Linked DNA regions of Mus musculus: region 2 is linked to region 1. Evidence: chromatin loops called from intact Hi-C (ENCODE). Cell type or tissue: heart. All regions are shown on one strand. Each heading gives the region's core, and the rest is flanking DNA. Links, peaks and the distances in the headings are about the cores only. Region 1 overlaps 1700049J03Rik (a long non-coding RNA gene). Region 2 overlaps Ergic1 (endoplasmic reticulum-golgi intermediate compartment (ERGIC) 1).

Region 1 (9,183 bases), core at 2,780-7,779:
TGAGGCCAAGGGCCAGAGCAGTGGAGTGATTGTTTACATTTTATTTGTTTTCGGGGGGGGGGGGGGGGGCGGAACGGCCTGTGGAGGCCAAACGAGGGCTGGTGGGAGTTGGATCTCTTCCCACCGTGTGGGTCTCAGAGAGAGAACTCAGGTCACTGGGTTTACAGCAAGCACCTTTCCCCACTGAGCCACCTTGAAGACCTGGGAGTTACTGCTGAGTTGGCACAGTTTCAGTCGGGAAGATGGAAAGGTCTGGGGATGAGTACTAAGTCGTTGGCTTCCTGTTGCTACGAAAAACACCGTGACCAAAAAAGTCTGAAGGCCAGTTTTATAGAGGCATTTTCTCAGTTGAGTTTTCCCTTTTCCCAAATGTGTTGTGGTCACAAAAAACAACAACAAGAAGCCGAAATGGCACACGGTGATGGAAACACATGAGAATGTGTAATATTTAATGCCACTGAACTGCCATTGAAAACGATTATTTCAGCCCCCACTGAAAAGATAGAAAACACCCTCGGGAAAACACCAAATGGCAGTTGACTCCAGTGCAGCCGGAGGGCCCAGAGGATCCGGGGGCCCAGGATTAGGAGGCCGTGTCAACTTCTGCGGAGGACTCTGCAGCAGTCATTGGGGCTGCAGTCGTGGTCGAGGCCGTGACCGTGGTCGAGGCCGCGGGGCTCGTGGAGGTAAAGCTGAAGACAAGGAGGTAGGTCTGGGCCGCTGGCGGGGCGGGCTGCTTGCCCCTGCACCGAGAGGCAGCCCTTTGGTGTCTTCTTCCTTCAGTGGATCCCTGTCACCAAGCTGGGCCGCCTGGTTAAGGACATGAAGATCAAGTCCTTGGAGGAGATCTACCTGTTCTCCCTGCCTATTAAGGAGTCTGAGATCACTGACTTTTTCCTGGGTGCGTCCCTAAAGGATGAGGTTCTGAAAATCATGCCAGTGCAGAAACAGACTCGGGCTGGCCAGCGGACCAGGTTCAAGGCTTTCGTCGTTATTGGGGACTACGATGGTCACGTTGATCTTGGTGTTAAGTGCTCCAAGGAGGTTGCCACTGCCATCCGAGGGGCCATCATCTTGGCCAAGCTTTCCATCGTCCCTGTGCGGAGAGGCTACTGGGGGAACAAGATTGGCAAGCCCCACACTGTTCCATGCAAGGTGACAGGCCGCTGTGGCTCTGTGCTGGTGCGTCTCATCCCTGCCCCCAGAGGCACTGGCATTGTCTCTGCTCCTGTGCCCAAGAAGCTCCTGATGGCCAGTATAGATGACTGCTACACTTCAGCCAGAGGATGCACTGCCACCCTGAGCAACTTTGCCAAGGCCACTTTTTATGCCACCTCCAAGACCTGCAGCTACCTGACCCCTGACCTCTGGAAAGTGACTGTGTTCACCCAGTCTCCTTATCAGGAATTCACTGATCACCTTGTGAAAACCCACACCAGAGTCTCTGTTCAGAGGACGCAGGCTCCAGTTGTGGCTACCACATAAGGGTTTTTATACAAGAAAAATAAATGAATTAAGTCTGTTTTTAAAAGATAGGAATAATAAGATGGATGCTATATATGCTTTCACATGGTCCCGGGGGGGGGGGGGAAGAATGTCGTTGACTTTAATAACACGTTTTGAAGTTGAAAAAGAAAATCCTAGAAAATTTCCACATTATCAGAAGAAGCAACTTGGAAAACTGTATGCACATACCCTGTATTGCTTGCTCGCCATACAGCAGCACACAGGAGTAAACAGGGCATGTGCCTCGCTCTGTGGGGTGGGGTGTGTGTGTGAAAAGGACAGGCTACGAGACGTCACTCCAGTTATAGAAAATTCAAAAGTATCTCGTTGGGAACTAGGCAGACAGATGGATAGATTTAAAATTCTAACGCAAAGCAAAGGGACAGGCCACCCAAAATTCAAGGTAGCAGTTCTCTGAGGGCTAGGAAGGTGAGACATGTCTTCCAAGAGAGGCATGAGGGCTTCCGAGGCACTAGCCATGGATAAGCCAATATTCATATTTTACATGTGTATTACATCCACTTTTGATAAATGTCTAATTTTGTGAAATCTTTAAAATGCTTTATATAGAAGGCGGGTGGGGCAAACTCCACGCTGATGTCTCAGTAGCGAGACTTTGATATTCTACTCTCTGTCTTTAAAACCACTCTGCAATACTTTTATAGGAAAGTGGTGTTTGGTTATGTTAAGGAGAGAGAAAAGAAATAAAGAGAGCCTTTCCCTCTGATTTGTTCAGGGAAAGGAGAAGTGAGAGGAGATGGTAGAGCATCCGGGCTTCCCCCAGCTCTGCCAGGAACAATAGTCTGAGGCAAAGAGCCACTTGGAGGTAACACAGCCTAACCATTGCTTTAAGGGGGTGGCTGTTCTTTTAAAGCAAACTCCCCAGTCCCCCAGGAAATCCCTGCCAGTTTCAGGAGTGGGTAGAGGTTCTGATACCACTGGCTTTTCAAACAACAAGATGTAGCTGCCACAGAGGTTCAGCCAGCTCTTGTGAGACTGCAGACCACAGCCTTGGCACAAATCCCTTTCAACAGCTTTCAGGACCAGATGAATGAGATAGAAAGGGGAGTGGTTTGGTCTGGGAGATGGTTTCAGAAATATACTCCGTGAGTCTTCGTGCTTTGGACGTTGCGACTGCCCTAGGACTCTCTTGCCAGCACTGCCTTCTTGTCTCCCTCGTTTATCTCCCAGAAGTGGGGGACTGTCCACCAAGATAACACACCCAATCTGTCCAAGTGGTCTGTGTGTCTCACAGACATGTGATCAGCACTTGCAGCCCGGCTGGGGGCTTGAGACTGGGGTGAAAGAGATGACGACCCCCTTGAAGGAGCTGGAGGTGCCATGGACCACAGAGAAAGCCATCCAGCCAGGCCTGTGTACCAGGCAGGCCAATCAGAAGCCAATCTTGAGGTCAGATGAGTTGAGAGCGAGAGTTGATCTTCCAGGCAAAGAGGGCTGAGTGAGTATGTCATGAGGAGAATTAGAAGTGGTTTTTATTTTATTTTTCTAGAATTATGATGATAAAGCTGAGCCTAGCTATGGCAGTATCTCAAACACTCTTTTCTACCAGGTAGAAGGACTCACTACAGTATTTGAGCAGTGAGAAACCATGAAGGCATTCTAAGGAAGGGGGGAACAAATAGGTTCCTTCTACTAAGATCCTCTGTCCTTTGAGTGATTTGCCATTCAATGACACCATAGGCCAAAAGGAGCTACCAGGTCCGAGCACAGGCAGACTAGGGAAAGGGTATTATGCTAACTTTCCACCACTGTGACAAAATACTGAAGACAAACAATTTATGAAGTAGAAAGGTTTGTTTCAGATGTTAGATTCAGTCCTTAGTTGTTTGGCCTTCATGGTATCCATCTAAGGGGACAAAAATGCATCACAGCAGAAGAGACCTGCTCACCCCATGGCAACCAGGAAGCAAGAAAGGAGTCAAGAAGCAACTGAAATCCCAATAACTCCCTCAAAAGTTCACCCCTCCTCATGACCTAACTTCTTTCCAGCAGGTCCTACTCTTGAAAATTTACTATCTCTCAACAGCCTTTCATACACGGGCTTTGAGGGGCACTCTGGATCCAAGCCACTGAAGGCATGTGCGGACCAAACTGTAAACCCAAGACCTGCCTGCACATGCACCATGCCTGCAAGAAGGCCCGAGTGTGGTCCAAGCCTCTGGTTGTTCATCTACAGAAGCCCTGAGATGTGAGAGATGAACAGATCTCTGACTTAAAGCTGCCCACCATGTGAACTGTTGACTCACACAGGTCGCTGAGTTACATGTATGTACTAGTAAACAGAACACAATGTATATGAAACATGAAGAAAAGACATATAAGAATTCATATAAAATTAAAAATAGAATTACCACTCCAAAAGAGAAAGAAAGTCTGGAGAGATAACTCAGCAGTTAAGAGCACTGACTGATCTTCCAGAGGTCCTGAGTTCAATTCCCAGCAACCACATGGTGGCTCACAACCAACTGTAATAGGATCTGATGCCCTCTTCTGATGTGTCTGAAGACAGCTACAGAGTACTCATATAAATAAAATAAATTAAATAATTCTAAAAAAGAAAACAGAGAGAGAAAGCAAAGGTTACAATTGGGGCCAAGTGATTTATCTGCCAAGTTTCCAAATTTATGCAGATTCCTTTGTGACTTATATATTAAAAATTAATTACAAGAGCCAGGTGTGGTAGCACACACATTTAATTCCAGCACTCGGGAGGCAGAGGCAGGCTGATCTCTGAGTTTGAAGCCACCCTAGTCTATAGAGTAAGTTCTGGAACAGCTATGGCTACACAGAGAAACCCTGTCTCAAGAGAACAAAACAAAACAAAAGTTAACTTAAAAATAAGTTGACAGGAGCCCCTGATGGCAAGTCAGTGTTGGGTCAGTGCTGACTCCTTGCTGCCCACTCACTCAGTAAAATCCAGTGTTTACCGTTCCATTTCCTAGTCCACGCTAATTCCAAACCAAGTCTGGGCCAGAGTTATTCTGGCCCATTGTAGTCTTTTAGTAAATATTTGTTAAAAAAAAGAAAGAAAGAAAGAAAAAGAAAGAGAGAGAGAGAGAGAGAGAGAGAGAGAGAGAGAGAGAGAGAGAGAGAAAAGAAAAAAGGAAAAAAGAAAAAGCCCTTTTCTGTCAGGTTCAGAAATAGACTGAAGGTCTCTGGTGGTAGACCCCTGTAGAAGTTAGGCCTGATTCTTTCTCCTAGCCCCATACTCCCAGACATAAGACTCAGACTCAAAATATATTTACAATACCTTGGCCATATAGCTAGACTCTACTCTGACAAGATCATAACTTAAATAACCCAATTATTTTAACCTACATTCTACTATGTGGCTGGTTCCCTGTACTTAGATACCATGTATCATACATTCCACTATGTGGCTGGTTCCCTGTACTTAGATACCGTGTATCATACATTCCACTATGTGGCTGGCTCCCTGTACTTAGATACCATGTATCAAGAGAGCAGAAGATGCCCTGGGGGAGAGGGTCCTGAAGATATGGCCACAAGGACTGGCCAATCAGAGTAAGAGCAGCCCAGGCGGAACATAGTCATATCTCAGAGATGGAGGATTGACATCTGCCCACTTCTAGTGCAGCTCAAGGCTCATTGCAAATATAAAAGTTTTGTCTTTTATCTGGGAACTAAGCCATCAAAGGTGGGGTAGAAATCCCCAATTGATATTAATTTTCACAACAGACCCCTCTCCCAAGGCTGTGGCACCCCTGGAGACCACCAGAAGATCTAAACTGGGCCTTCAACCAGGATCTCGTAACACAACTGACTTTCAAGTTCTTCCTCAGATCCTAGTCCAGAGTTTACTGGCTGGGAACATCCAGGAATGCCCACCTTTAGCGCCTGCTCCTCCCAAAGCCGACTGTCCTGAGAGAAGCCATCAGTAAGGATAGCCTTGGCCAGGGCAGGGTGAGTGCAGGGACCTCCGCTGTCCTCTGTGTGCTTCTCCTGCTTGAGGAGTTTTTCAAATAGAGAACTTTTGAAACTACACAAACAGTATTCCTTTAATTAAATACTTGGCAAAATAAAACCTGAACGTCCCCAAAGCAAATCCTCTTTTCTGAACTGTGCCCCGATTACTGCATGATTCTGAGGGGTGGACTCGGAAGAAGACTGAGCCCCTCCGTTCCAGCAGGGAACAATGAAGGGCGTTACTCCTGGGGGGCAGGCAGGATACAGTTGATGTCTACATCCTGTCTACACTACCCTAAAACACTTCCTGGGGCTTGGGGCCAGATTTCTTGAATTTCACTTAACTGGGAAGCTGGATCAAGGCTCTGCTGAAAATGAGGCTGGGTGTAAAGGAGGAAATGGGAGGGGGACAGAGTGGACTGAATCCACGGGGGAGGGGGACAGAGTGGACTGAATCCACGGGGGAGGGGACAGAGTAGACTGAATCCACGGGGGAGGGGACAGAGTGGACTGAATCCACGGGGGGGGGGGGACAGAGTGGACTGAATCCACGGGGGGGGGACAGAGTGGACTGAATCCATGGGGGTGGGCAGAGTGGACTGAATCCATGGGGGGGGGCAGAGTGGACTGAATCCACGGGGGAGGGGACAGAGTGGACTGAATCCACGGGGGAGGGGACAGAGTGGACTGAATCCATGGGGGGACAGAGTGGACTGAATCCATGGGGGAGGGGGACAGAGTGGACTGAATCCATGGGGGGGGGCAGAGTGGACTGAATCCACGGGGGGGGGACAGAGTGGACTGAATCCATGGGGGGGGCAGAGTGGACTGAATCCACGGGGGGGGGGCAGAGTGGACTGAATCCACGGGGGGGGGACAGAGTGGACTGAATCCACGGGGGGACAGAGTGGAATGAATCCATGGGGGGACAGAGTGGAATGAACCCGGGGGGGGGGGACAGGGGACGACAGAATGGAATGAATCCACGGGGCCAGCAGAGACTCTGATCACAGTCCCTGATCCTGCCCCCAGGGAGCCTCTGACACCTGCAGACAGGATGAGGCTCAGGATCCAGTCAGATGCAGATCCAAGGCAGTCATGACAGAGCCCACCCTGACCCTCACTTGCTCCATTTTGCTGAGAAAGAAACTGAGGCCAGAATGGGGACTGGGCAACCCCAATCAAGGTGACCTAAGTCAGCAAAGATTGGATCCATCCCAGGATTCTATTACTGCTCTGGAAGCTTTCTCTTCTGCCTTCGTCTCTATTTTGTGTCCATCAATACCCGTGGGTGATGTGAACCGCTTCTCATAGGGGCTCTTCACCTGACAGCTGGAAGCTGGCTGGAAGCACCCGAGCAGACTAGAATGTTCCTGTTTATAGGTTTAGTCACTGCACAGAGAGCTGAGTACTTCCACAGGGAGGGAAAGAGCTCATGGCTTCCCAGAAGGAAAGGAACAAGGGAGGGTGGAAAGGAGGAAGAAGGCTTTTCACTCAGAGCCTTAGTTTACAAATGAAGAGACTCACAGGGGTGGCCAGTGTGGTGAGTGACTTCAGAGTCACCCAGCCTCCCTTGCTTTCCTGTTTCCTGGAGCTCAGCCTGACCCTGGGCATCACAGCCCACCCAGAGGAAACAACAGTCATCAGTCAGGATGGCAGAGACACCTGTGTCCGGACATCAGCTCAGTCAGTGCAGTGCTACCCACACAGTGACACACACAGGCGTTGGGACACAGGAATCCAGACAGACTCCCTTTGCTTAGCTAACAAGCAGGAGAAATGGTGGATCCTGGGCGATGGGGAGGTCCTAAACCTTCGGAGGAATGCAAGGAAGAGCCTGCCCCACCCCCCACCTAGCTACATCACTAGAAGACTGCGGAGGAGGGGCCAGGTGAGCTCCAGGTCAGATCCGAATGACTTGGAGATGAGCAGCTGGTGCTGAGTCACTCAGCCTACGTGAGCTATCTGACGCTGCAGGTGAGGTTAGCACTCCCTGGGTGCGACCTTGCAAGAATATGAGCTTCAAAGCCCTGAGAAATGTAGCGGGAATGGCCACGCCTCAAACCAGAGGGTCATCGTGTGCTTGTACAAACACTCCCTCTGTGTAGTCTGGAAGATGCCACCAGCAGTCCCCTGAGAGTGAAAGGCAGAGGACCATTTCAGTGAATGCAACCTGTGAGCTAGATTCCAGACATCAGCCATAAGACATGATTTAGAGCCACCACGGACCCCAGGGTAAGAATGAGCAAGCTGAGGCCCAGAGCAGTTCACTACCTGCTTTGGATCACACACCCTGAGAACCGAGGGGAGGGACAGGGATAGGATTAAAACGTAGTATCAGCATAGTCCAAAGCACACCGTCAAGAGACTACTCAGCCAGTGTCCAATGCAGCCTTAACGCTGTGGGTCTCAACCCCTGTGGGGTCTTAAATGAACTTTTAAGAGGGATTGCCGAAGACCATCAGAAAGTGCAGATATTCACATCACAATTCATAACAATTCAAAATGACAGTTATGAAATAGTAACACCACAACATGGGGAGCTGTATTAAAGGGTCACAGGGTTAGGAGGGGTAAGAACAAGTGCCTTAATGTGTCATCAAAGAAGGGTCTGAGTTGTGCCTTGCAAAGGAAATGGACATGGGGTCACCCAGTGAGGACAAGGGAGGCAGGAGGCAGGGCTCAGAAAACAGACCAACACATCTAGCATCTTCCAAAGAACACTGAAAATGTTAGAATTTCACCTTCTAGGGGTCAGGGCCCAAGGTGGGTTCTCTGCTATGGGGAGTATGTGACAAACTGGAAACACTGCATTTACATACACTCTTTTACATACATGCACACATGTGTGATAGAGAGCTGGCCACTAAGGCAGGAGGACATTTGCATCTCCTCTCCACACTACAAATGAGGGTAGGTGAGCTGATATTACATGAGTACCTACTGTGTGTGTGGCTGGCATTCTCCAGATACATGTGGCACCTTGCAGGCTCCGGAATCAATGTATTGACCATTTAGTTGAGTGCACTGTCGCTGTCTTCAGACACACCAGAAGAGGGCATTGGATCCCACTACAGATGGCTGTGAGCCACCATGTGGTTGCTGGGAATTGAACTCAGGACCTCTGGAAGAGCAGTCAGTGCTCTTAACCATTGAGCCTTCTCTCCAGCCCCTCAAGTGTCTCGGAGAGAGGAGGAGACCAGAAGAATTCTGGTTGGAGCAAACGATGGCCTCAGCACTGCCGTTGTCCTTGGATGTCACCTGATCACCTTATGCAGCGGTGACATGTGGAGTAGTAATTCCATCCTTTCTTCTAGCTCCCCAACTGATACCCCACTGTGAGGAAGAACTCTTCTTTCTTTTCCATTTGTTCAGCTATGCCTTTACATTTAGCAATACAAACCAGCAGATCTTTATTTTCTCCCGTATGGTCATCTGTGACAATCACTATTGATGGTGATGTTGAAACTGCCCCAGATGTTGCTACTGGGAGTGCCTTCCCTCTGACTCCTGTGTCCTTTTGACATGCCTCATCATACCTTGAACATGTCTTTGCGTCTGACATTTAAAGACGAGGCTCCAGACTCATTCGGTACTTTCCCCATGCTGGGAGTCCTGTGTGTGGTGAGCGGAGTTTGGGGTGAACACATCTTTCCTCCTGACATTTAAAGACAAGGCTCCAGACTCACCTGGTACTTTCCCCATGATGCTCGGAGCCCTGTGTGTGAT
Region 2 (9,183 bases), core at 2,758-7,757, 69 kb after region 1:
CTCTGCCTTCTATCCAGCTATCTCCTGTGGCATCATGGGTGGCCAGCCTGATTCTAGCCTATTGTCACACAAATGTCCTTGTCATGTTTTTGAATCTTCTGTAGTGTCACTATGAGGTAGCTCTCCAGGGCTTAGGGACACTGAGTCAAAGGGGACGTGCATTTGTCACTGTTTAGAAAATTCTGCCTGGAATGCAGCCCTCAGGAATGTGGTTTGATGAGCTTTTCCTTACATGAGGGGAAGATCTGAGGCATGAGAAGCCAGCCCTTAGCTACCATTTAGTACACAAATATTTATTAAGCTGGACCTAGGGCCAGACCCTGTGCCAAGCCGGGACCGTGCTGATGAATGGGCTTCGGTCTTTGTCCTTGAGGCTCAGGCAGCCAAGCCAGGCAGGCCAATTCAGGCCTGCGCCATTGCATTATGCTGTGGGATGGTTGCTATTAATAGCTGAAGGAGACAGCGAAATTCTGGGGCTTGAACGTCAGCCTATGGATTTTGTTTCCTGCCCTACAAGGCTCTTTCGACCTCAGAGGGACTCCTTGACTTTCTCCTGGGATATAAGGGTCTCAAGCTTGACTCCTTCAACTTGGCAACACCTGGCTTCTACTAGCAAGCCTCTGCTGGGGTCACATTCCAACTTCCCAGGGCCTGAGTCTGGAGTCAGAGAGCCTCCAAGCCTTGCCCAAACATGGACTGAAAGCCTTCATCCAGCCTTTGAGAGCTGAAGGTCTTGCTTGGAATACTTCCTCCCTGCTTTCATGGTTTCTCACTCTTTCAGTTATTCAATAAATATTTTTTTTCTGTGCCTTCTCTGAGCCAGCAATGTTAGGCCCTGAGGCCACAGTGGTACCAAGACCTCACCTCTGGTTCCTCTGTCTGAGACAGGAGTCAGGTGCACCCACCATAAGTACGGGTGGGGACAGGGCCATTGGACCCCACTGAGTTATCCTGTTTACCTGCTGGGTTACCCGGGCTTTGTGCCAAGCCTTGCGGAGGGAAGCACACAGATCTCAGAGAAAGGCCTCCCCAATCTCATTCCCCTACTGCAGAGTGGGTAGTTAGGACTTTGGGGTGTATCTGCAGGTGTGAAGCAGTAACAGCAGCCAGAAGACTGTCATTTATTCTAAAGTCAGCAGCAATGAGCCTCAGAAAACCTCCTGTGCCGTACACTCACTGCCGCGTCCGCTGGGGCTGGTGTGGACAGAATGGCACTGAAATGTGGGTCCTGGGTGGCACTGGACAGAAAGGCACAAGGTCCGACTGCAGGAGGCTTCGCCTGCTGCAGGTTCTTCCCCAAGAGGCAGTAACTACCAGTGTAGGCAGGAGAGCAGGAGCCAGGGGCTGGCTTGGTATCTGAGCTTCCCCCAGCTTCATCCCCCAGCTGGAAAGGATATTTGAGCTTAATCTCCATGCCGTGGACAGTACAGACCAAGGCCACTGTCTGGGACCAAACTGTTAACTGTTGCTGAGTATTTGAAGCATGGCTGAAAGGGGGTATCTGTCATGCTGTTATTAATTTAGAACAAAAAGGGCCTTAAAGTATGTATATCTGCATATATATATATATATATATACATATATATATATGTATATGTATATACACTTTTTCTTCTGTTTTGACTTTGAGTGAGAGTCTTGGCTAGCCTGGAACTTGCTGTGTAGTCTAGGCTAGGCTTAAAATTCGGCCAGTCCTTCCCACCTCTGCTCTTGAATTCTAGGCTTATAGATGTGGCCACTAGGCTGGCCAATAAATACTTGTGTGTGTGTGTGTGTGTGTGTGTGTGTGTGTGTGTGTGTGTGTGTATAATATAGTACTTATACTATATTATGTAATTATTAATACATGATGTTTAATAGTTACATGTGCTTATATGCCCAGCTGAAACTTTTTCTTGTTTATAATATGCACACATTCTCTATTTCTCCCCAAAGTAAAGCCTCTAAATGCCATCTCTATACAGCTTCATCAACGTGGGGCAGAGGTTATGAGTATTCCAGTCCCCATCTCTGTAGCTACAGACTCATCAGGCAGTTTGGGGGTATCCCATCTTACCCTTGCAGCCCAGGTTCTCAGGAGTCTTTCTAGGGGCTTAACCATAGAGGATAGGGGGGGTCCCAGTTCCTTGTCGCTCAGCCTGCGTTTCTACCCCAGAGCCACCATCAGGCTGGCACCATGGTGTCATGGTGGGGTAGTTTGTTAATGTACCACCCTGGGCATATAAATAGTAGGTGCTCAAAAATGATTGTCCTTCCTTCCCTGAAGACAGATAGGAAATTAGACAGGCGGCAGACAGACAGATGGACATGGATGGAGATGCTTTTCCACTGTTATCTACAGCCCTGTGTCACAGCAATGCTGCTGTTAGTTCAAAAGAGCAGAAATAGAAATGGAAGTCCATTCCAGTGTGTGGCACACCTCAGCTCGGCCTGGTGCTGTGCTGGCTGTCCCTATGGAGACCGCATGCTGACCAGGAGCAATGGCCCTCTGCCACTGGCCAGCAGCAGGACAGGACCGTGCCTGTCAGTAACCTGGGAAGAGAGGCCAAACTGCCGTATGGTTTCTGGTGAGGGAGCCCACTCTCACCCTGTTGTAAAGCTGACAACTCCCAAGATGGACGCTGGCTACAGACAGAGAGGGCCAGACCTGTGGCAAGCTGTGCCAAGTTCAGTCTTTGGTTCACTAATGTGAGAGAGAAGTCAGGTGGTCACATGGGATCTCCCAGATGTTCAGTGAGAGAAGTCAGGCGGTCACATGGGATCTCCCAGATGTTCAGTGAGAGAAGTCAGGCGGTCACATAGGATCTCCCAGATGTTCAGTGTGGATCTGGGATTCTAGCGTGCACGGCATTCAAGCAGGCAAAGCACCTTGCCCACCAGCATGCAGTCCTCTTCCAGGGCAACCTCTGCATCAAAGAGATCTTGAGGAGTTGAGCAGGGCCCATTGCCTGTGTGAGGAGGCCAGTCTGACCACGGGGCCGGGCCAGTGGCCACTTTCTGGGGAAATCACACTGAGGCCATAAAGTAAGAAGGGATCCCAGTGAGGCAGTGAATAAGAGGGCGCCTTGATGATCTCTGCAGAGGCACCCTCACCCTGTATGTATGCTGGTGCCTCTAAGCAGCTTTCCTCCAGGGTAGCAGGAGGGCAGTGGGGACTGGCCTCCCGTGTGGAGCATCCTGCACCCCTAACACTGTCTGTGTTTCCCACAGTCTCCATCTGCTGCTGCCTCTTCATCCTCTTCCTCTTCCTGTCGGAGCTCACTGGATTCATCACAACAGAAGTGTAAGTTATTTTCTCTGGGGCAGCTGTCTTGCTGGGGTCCAGATGAGAAGAGGGGGCGATTTGGGAAGGGATGGAAGCCTTGCAACCGGCTTGCTTCTATTTCCAAGCATGTGACATCATAAAAGGGCTTTGAGCTCAAAGCCAAACTGAGCCTCACTCTGTGAATACCATTCACATTCCTTCGGGCCTGGGATGCCCAGGTTCACAGGCAGAGTAGAATCACCCACTCATCACCACTGGCCCCGAGTTTGGCCAGTGGGTTTCCATGAGTCCTTTGATGTTGTAGCTGGAAGGTGCTCAGACAACCCAGGTAGCTTCCTCACAGAGGGCAAGGTGGTCCTCCTGGAAGCCCCTCTCGTTTCTCAGGCCCACGTTCAGGAGTCAGCATGGGTTTCCTGGCATCTAATACCACAGTCATCCATCCCTGATTCCAGAATTAGTTGTCATCCCCAGCCTGGTAACCCTCCTGCGTCGGGTCCTGACCTCATGCTTCAAAGCCTCTTTGTAGCTGTGTTTACAGTTTGTGGAACTGTCATGGGGCTGGGCCCTGGCACCCCCTTCTCTTCTGCCCAGCCTTGGAATTTTCTCTTTCTACTCTTGGAATGTCTTGGTTTCCTTTGCTTCCTTCTCAGCCATGAGACAATAGGAAGCTAAAAACCGGCGTCATGGCTGCAGCTGGATCTTATTACCTTTGTCACCAAACAGCCCCTTTTTTATGGGGAAACTGAAGTTATATGAAGTAGCAGTACTTGCCCACAGTGATCAAGTGAGGTGGCTCCTGAGTTCTGAGAAGCTGGGTTCACCTGGTCTTAGCTCACATCTGGATGTAGCTGCCCACCTGTCACTGATGTGGGAGCATCTGCCCTGCTGTCACTCTGACACTGGTTTGGTTTTTTTTTTTTTTTTTTTTTTTTTTTTTGGTTTTTGGTTTTTTGAGACAGGGTTTCTCTGTGTAGCCCTGGCTGTCCTGGAACTCACTTTGTAAACCAGGCTAGCCTCGAACTCAGAAATCCGAATGCCTCTGCCTCCCAAGTGCTGGGATTAAAGGCGTGCACCACCACACCCGGCTCTGACACTTTTAACCCAGGGAGTTTCATGGGCCTGTGGAGAGAACAATAAGACATTAGAAGACCCAGAATCAGGATACTACTTGGCTGTGTTACCCTGACAAGTTCCTGAACCTCTCTGAGTCAAAGAAGTGAGAGTAGATCAGACTTCAACTCCACTTCCAGCTCTGGTGCTTTCCATGATAACAGACCATGTAGGGATCATCAGAAGTCCCCCCACAGTCCCCAACAAGTGACTGTGACCATGGGGAGCATCCTCTCTGTGTCCTATGGCTTTGGGCTTTGGCTGTGTGCTCCTAAAGCTGCTCTCTCACTACAGTGCCTCTGTGTCTGCTGGCTGTGGACACAAGCAAAATATACTGCAGTTATTCTAACTAACTATAGTTACCTTTGGGAATTCGTTTCTGGGACCCTCACTTCAGAGGTCCCAATATTTCAGTACAATAGGAGATTTGCATAAATATACATATCATCTACATAAAGCTACATATAATCCTCTTATGTACATTTTATTTTTTTCTGTAAGAGATTTGTTTTTATTTCATGCATATGAATGCTTATCCGCATGTATTTCTGTGCACTATGTGCATACACGGTATGTGCATACACTATGTGCATACACGGTATGTGCATACACTATGTGCATACACGGTATGTGCATACACTATGTGCATACACGGTATGTGCATACACTATGTGCATACATGGTGCCTTCAGCGTCTAGAAAAGAGGGTATCGAATCCCTCAGCACTGGAGTTACAGAGGGTTGGGAGGCTCCAAGGGATACTGGGAAGTGAACCTGGGTTCTCTGCTCGAGCAGCCAGTGCTCTTAACCGCTGAACCATCTCTTCTCTCCAGCCTTTTGGTTTTGTAGTTTTGCTTTCTGTGACAGAGTCTTACCAGGTCTTACTACGTAGCCCAGGCTGTCCTCCTGAGGACTGGAATCACACACAGTTGGATGTCACCACTCACAGTCTTCCTCTATCTACTTCAAACTGTCTTCATCTTACTTGAACATCTAATATGTCATTGCAATACCACAGGGGAGTAGTGGGACAGTATTATGAGGTGGATCGAGATAGTGAGGCTGGGAGAGGGAGGACACAGGACGGGCCTGGTGCTTTCTCAAGATTAAACGGGATGGTCTGGGTAAAGAGTACTTAACCCAAAGCCTGTGGACATTGTCACCTGACAGACTGTGTCTCTTGGTGCCTCTGTGTTTCCCCCGTAACACTTGAGGAAGCCTTAGTCAGCTCAGCCCAGTGAAGGCATGCCTTCAGCACTGAGGCATGGCCACATCCCAAGTGACCTTTGTTGTCAGAGCTTGGGCCTGCAAAGGCTGTGTAGCAGACTGGGCCACTCAAGCAAGCCCAGACAGTAGACTTTGCCCACTGTTTACCTAGGGCAGGGCTGTCAGAGTACAGTGTGTTCCCCATCATACCCCTCCCTGTGCAGGGACTTCCTCTTCCTACCTCCTGGATGCTGTGGTCCCAGGAGGAAGGAAGAGGGCTGAAGAGTCTCAAGCCTGGCCCGCTGGCTACTTGTTGCTGTTGGTGGGAGCCTAATGTCCCTCCCTTCTTGTGCTTCCTTACCATGGTACTGACTTGTCAGGGGTCCAGGCAGGCCCAAGACTTAACACTACAGCCTGGAAATGTTTGCTTTGCCCCCATTGGGCCCCTTTCTCTATGGAGGCAGCCCTGCCTGGAAAGCATATAGGTTTTCTCTATGGAGGCAGCCCTGCCTGGGAAGCATATAGGTTTTCTCTATGGAGGCAGCCCTGCCTGGGAAGCATATAGGTTAGGGGGAAACTGAAGAGGGGTTCATTCTCTTTCGGGAGGCCACTGGTCCTGTCTGATGACTTTGCTCCCACAGAGGGCCAGGGGATCCCCTCTTGCCATGAAGATGTTCATAACTCAAGGAAACGAGGTCATGGCGCAGCCCTGGCCTGTGGCTGCCAGTGACGTGAGGTGCTCCTTCTGGCCCCATAGAGTTAGAGGGAGGTGGGTTTGTTTGTGTGCTTGACTTCCAACCCAAGCTTTGGCCAGGCTGGTGACAATGGGGAAAGAAGGTGTCCCATGGGATTCAGTTTTAACATAATATCTCTTTTGGTGCTTTCTAGGTATTGTAATGCTAGTCTCATATGCCCAGGTTAGCATCTTCCAATGATTGCCTCAACATTTTATAAAACCCCTTGAAGTTTGTGGAGGAAACTGGGGCACCAAGAAGCTAAAAACCTGTAAGGTTCATAAAAGGGGCAAGGGAGAGCAGAGTCTAAGCCCAGGACCTGTGCACACCTACAGCGTGGGCACCCTACCCCGTCATCCCTCCCGTGTCTCTGCGGGGCATGTTTTAAAGCCTCAAGTCATGAAAGCCACAGCTTTTGGGTAAAAGTTATTGATGGTTAGGGACAGAAGCTTCAGCAGGCAGAGCTTGTTCTTATACAAGCTTGATGGCCTGAGTTGGGTCCCTGGGACCTACTCCACTCCACAAACTTGTCCCCTGACCTCCATGTGCGTACTCACACACGTCACACATACGCTCATTAGTGATAGTACATTAAAATTAAACTTCAAACCTATGGACTGGGAGACTCAAGATTCCCCTGTAGAATTAGGTGGCAAACTAGAAGAGGCCACTTCAGGAAGCAGGAGCTTGGAGGTTACCTTGAGTTGGTTCCTAAAACATCCCTGTACTGAGCCAAAATTGGGGAAACTAGGAGTTTATCCAAGAGAAGAGTGGGGGGCGCCATCCCGCCCAGCACCCCTGAACTGAGTCTCAGTTGTAGCTGGTTGGGATTAGACTGTCACCAAGAACATCCTCACCCTTAGCGATGGGAGGTTTAAAGGCTCCTGGGCACAGAGCGACAGATCATCCCTGAAAGGTGGGTCTGGGGAGGGGTGAGTGTGAGCCACAGACCCTGGTAAGGAGTCCGATGATTGCCAGGAGGAAGAGGGGTGGCTGGGCAGCTGGTTGTGGAGGGCATCCACCCAGTAGGCAGCAGCTGTGTTTTCCCTGTGTTTTAGAAGTCAGGGTTTAAAAGCCAAGGTTCCTGAGGCTTACTGGTCAACCCACCCGCCGCCTCATACACCTCCCCTCCCACTCCCACCCACCAGTCACTGCGGCCTCCATGCTGAATGGAAGTTTCCATTTGACCAGATTGTTAAGCATGGAGGCCAGCAACCTTGGGCAGGAATCTGAACTATTTAAGTGCTCTTCAAAAAACAAATAAAATTGTTTTCCATAGATGTCATCAGGCTCACGCCTCAGCCTAGAATCTCAAGGCCTTCGGCTACATTCCACCTACATCCCCCCTACCAGTACCTCCCATCCTCTCTCCCTACAAGGCCAGTTCTCACCTACCTCCTCCCCATGCTCTGGCTGGTGCCCCCCACCTGGAATGTAGCCCCATTCCTCCACCAGCACACACTCTTCCACTTCCTGGAACTTCTGAGAACCTAGCACCCACACTCTCCTGTGCACCCCACAAGTTTGTGTCCATTTCACAGAAGGTGCTCAGGAGTTTTCATTCTGGTTGGGGGTTGTGACACTGTGGCTTCCTCTGGTGTGACAGAGGAGGGGTTAGAGGGAGGTTTGCAGAACAGAAAGTCATTGGACCTAGGGAACCTCTATATCCCATAGGCCCTGTACTGGCTAGTTTTGTGTCAACTTGACACAGCTGGAGTTATCACAGAGAAAGGAGCTTCAGTTGAGGAAATGCCTCCATGAGATCCAACTGTAAGGCATTTTCTCAATTAATGATCAAGGGGGAAAGGCCCCTTGTGGGTGGTGCCATCCCTGGGCTGGTAGTCTTGGTTCTATAAGAAAGCAAGCTGAGCAAGCCAGGGGAAGCAAGCCACTAAAGAACATCCCTCCATGGCCTCTGCATCAGCTCCTGCTTCCTGACCTGCTTGAGTTCCAATCCTGACTTCCATGGTGATCAACAGCAGCATGGAAGTGTAAGCTGAATAAACCCTTTCCTCCACATCTTGCTTCTTGGTCATGATGTTTGTGCAGGAATAGAAACCCTGACTAAGACAGGCCCTGAGGCCCTGGGGTGGTACATCTGAAGATGATAAGAAAAGACAGTGACACTTGCATCACAAGTCTCCCTAGGGGATGCCCTGCTTTCCAGGGATCTCTGTCCTCTCCAGACAGTGTTAGCACAGTAGGAAAGGCAAAACACGAGTGCCCGGTAGGTAGCATCCTCCTCTTACTCTCCTAGGCTGTGTGATCTCAGCCAGTTATTTGTTCTGCTCGCTGAAGACACAGTGATCCTGCCCAGCACTGCTTGGCCACGTTACAGGAGCTGCCACATGCAAAAGCCCGGCATCTTCCAGCTTTTAGTGGGGCAGAATACACGTGCAGGCAGAGCTGCACTAGGCCTCTTACATGCATAATGCCCTTGACCTTCACACTGGTTTGCCATGGATTAGGGGCCCTAATATTTTATCTCATTAAATGTTGGTGTTGATAATAAAGATCATGGCTAGAGGCTGAGCATTCAACCTGTAATGAGACTGTGCTCAAGACTCTGGTTCTCATTGGCCACCTCAGCAGCCTCATTCTTGATGTATACAGAGTCATTGGGGGTTGCTGGGACATAGAGAGCATGACATTCTCATGCCACCAGCGCACCTCCTTTACCTGTTTCAGATCCCCCAGATAACTTATGCTACCCTGTGTACGTACCGTGTGCATAGTTATGGCACCATATTGTGTAAGGAGCAAGGAAAGAAGTCTGTGTATGCCCAGTACAGACTCAGTGTCTGCTTCTGAGGGGTTTTGTTGGTTTTGTTTTGTTTTTTGAGCTTCAGCTGGTTGAACCCAAGGGTA

The links. Hi-C counts contacts between places; a loop is a spot of excess contacts. Peaks named below come from ENCODE experiments on the same cell type or tissue, not always from the same donor. Only the 100,000 strongest peaks of a DNase experiment are listed, where the experiment ranks them.
Region 2: a loop joins it to region 1, with 8 times the contacts of the local background. A loop is called at or near these places in 1 of 42 quality-filtered maps.

Annotation. Positions count from the first base shown.
Region 1 is chr17:26,542,231-26,551,413 of GRCm38, forward strand. All of the region lies in intron 3 of 1700049J03Rik (a long non-coding RNA gene), which reads right to left. It also overlaps the pseudogene Gm8225. Among named protein-coding and RNA genes, the nearest start is that of Gm34606, 12 kb to the left of the region's middle. In heart, for the core only: no CTCF peak of the experiment used is centred there; DNase peaks (open chromatin) are centred at 5,801, 7,156 and 7,382; H3K4me3 peaks cover 928 bases; H3K27ac peaks cover 3,096 bases; H3K27me3 peaks cover 419 bases.
Region 2 is chr17:26,611,146-26,620,328 of GRCm38, forward strand. Ergic1 (endoplasmic reticulum-golgi intermediate compartment (ERGIC) 1) reads left to right here. Exons shown (of 10, transcript NM_026170.3): 3 at 3,211-3,283. Among named protein-coding and RNA genes, the nearest start is that of Gm41553, 26 kb to the right of the region's middle. In heart, for the core only: no CTCF peak of the experiment used is centred there; a DNase peak (open chromatin) is centred at 5,776; H3K27ac peaks cover 825 bases.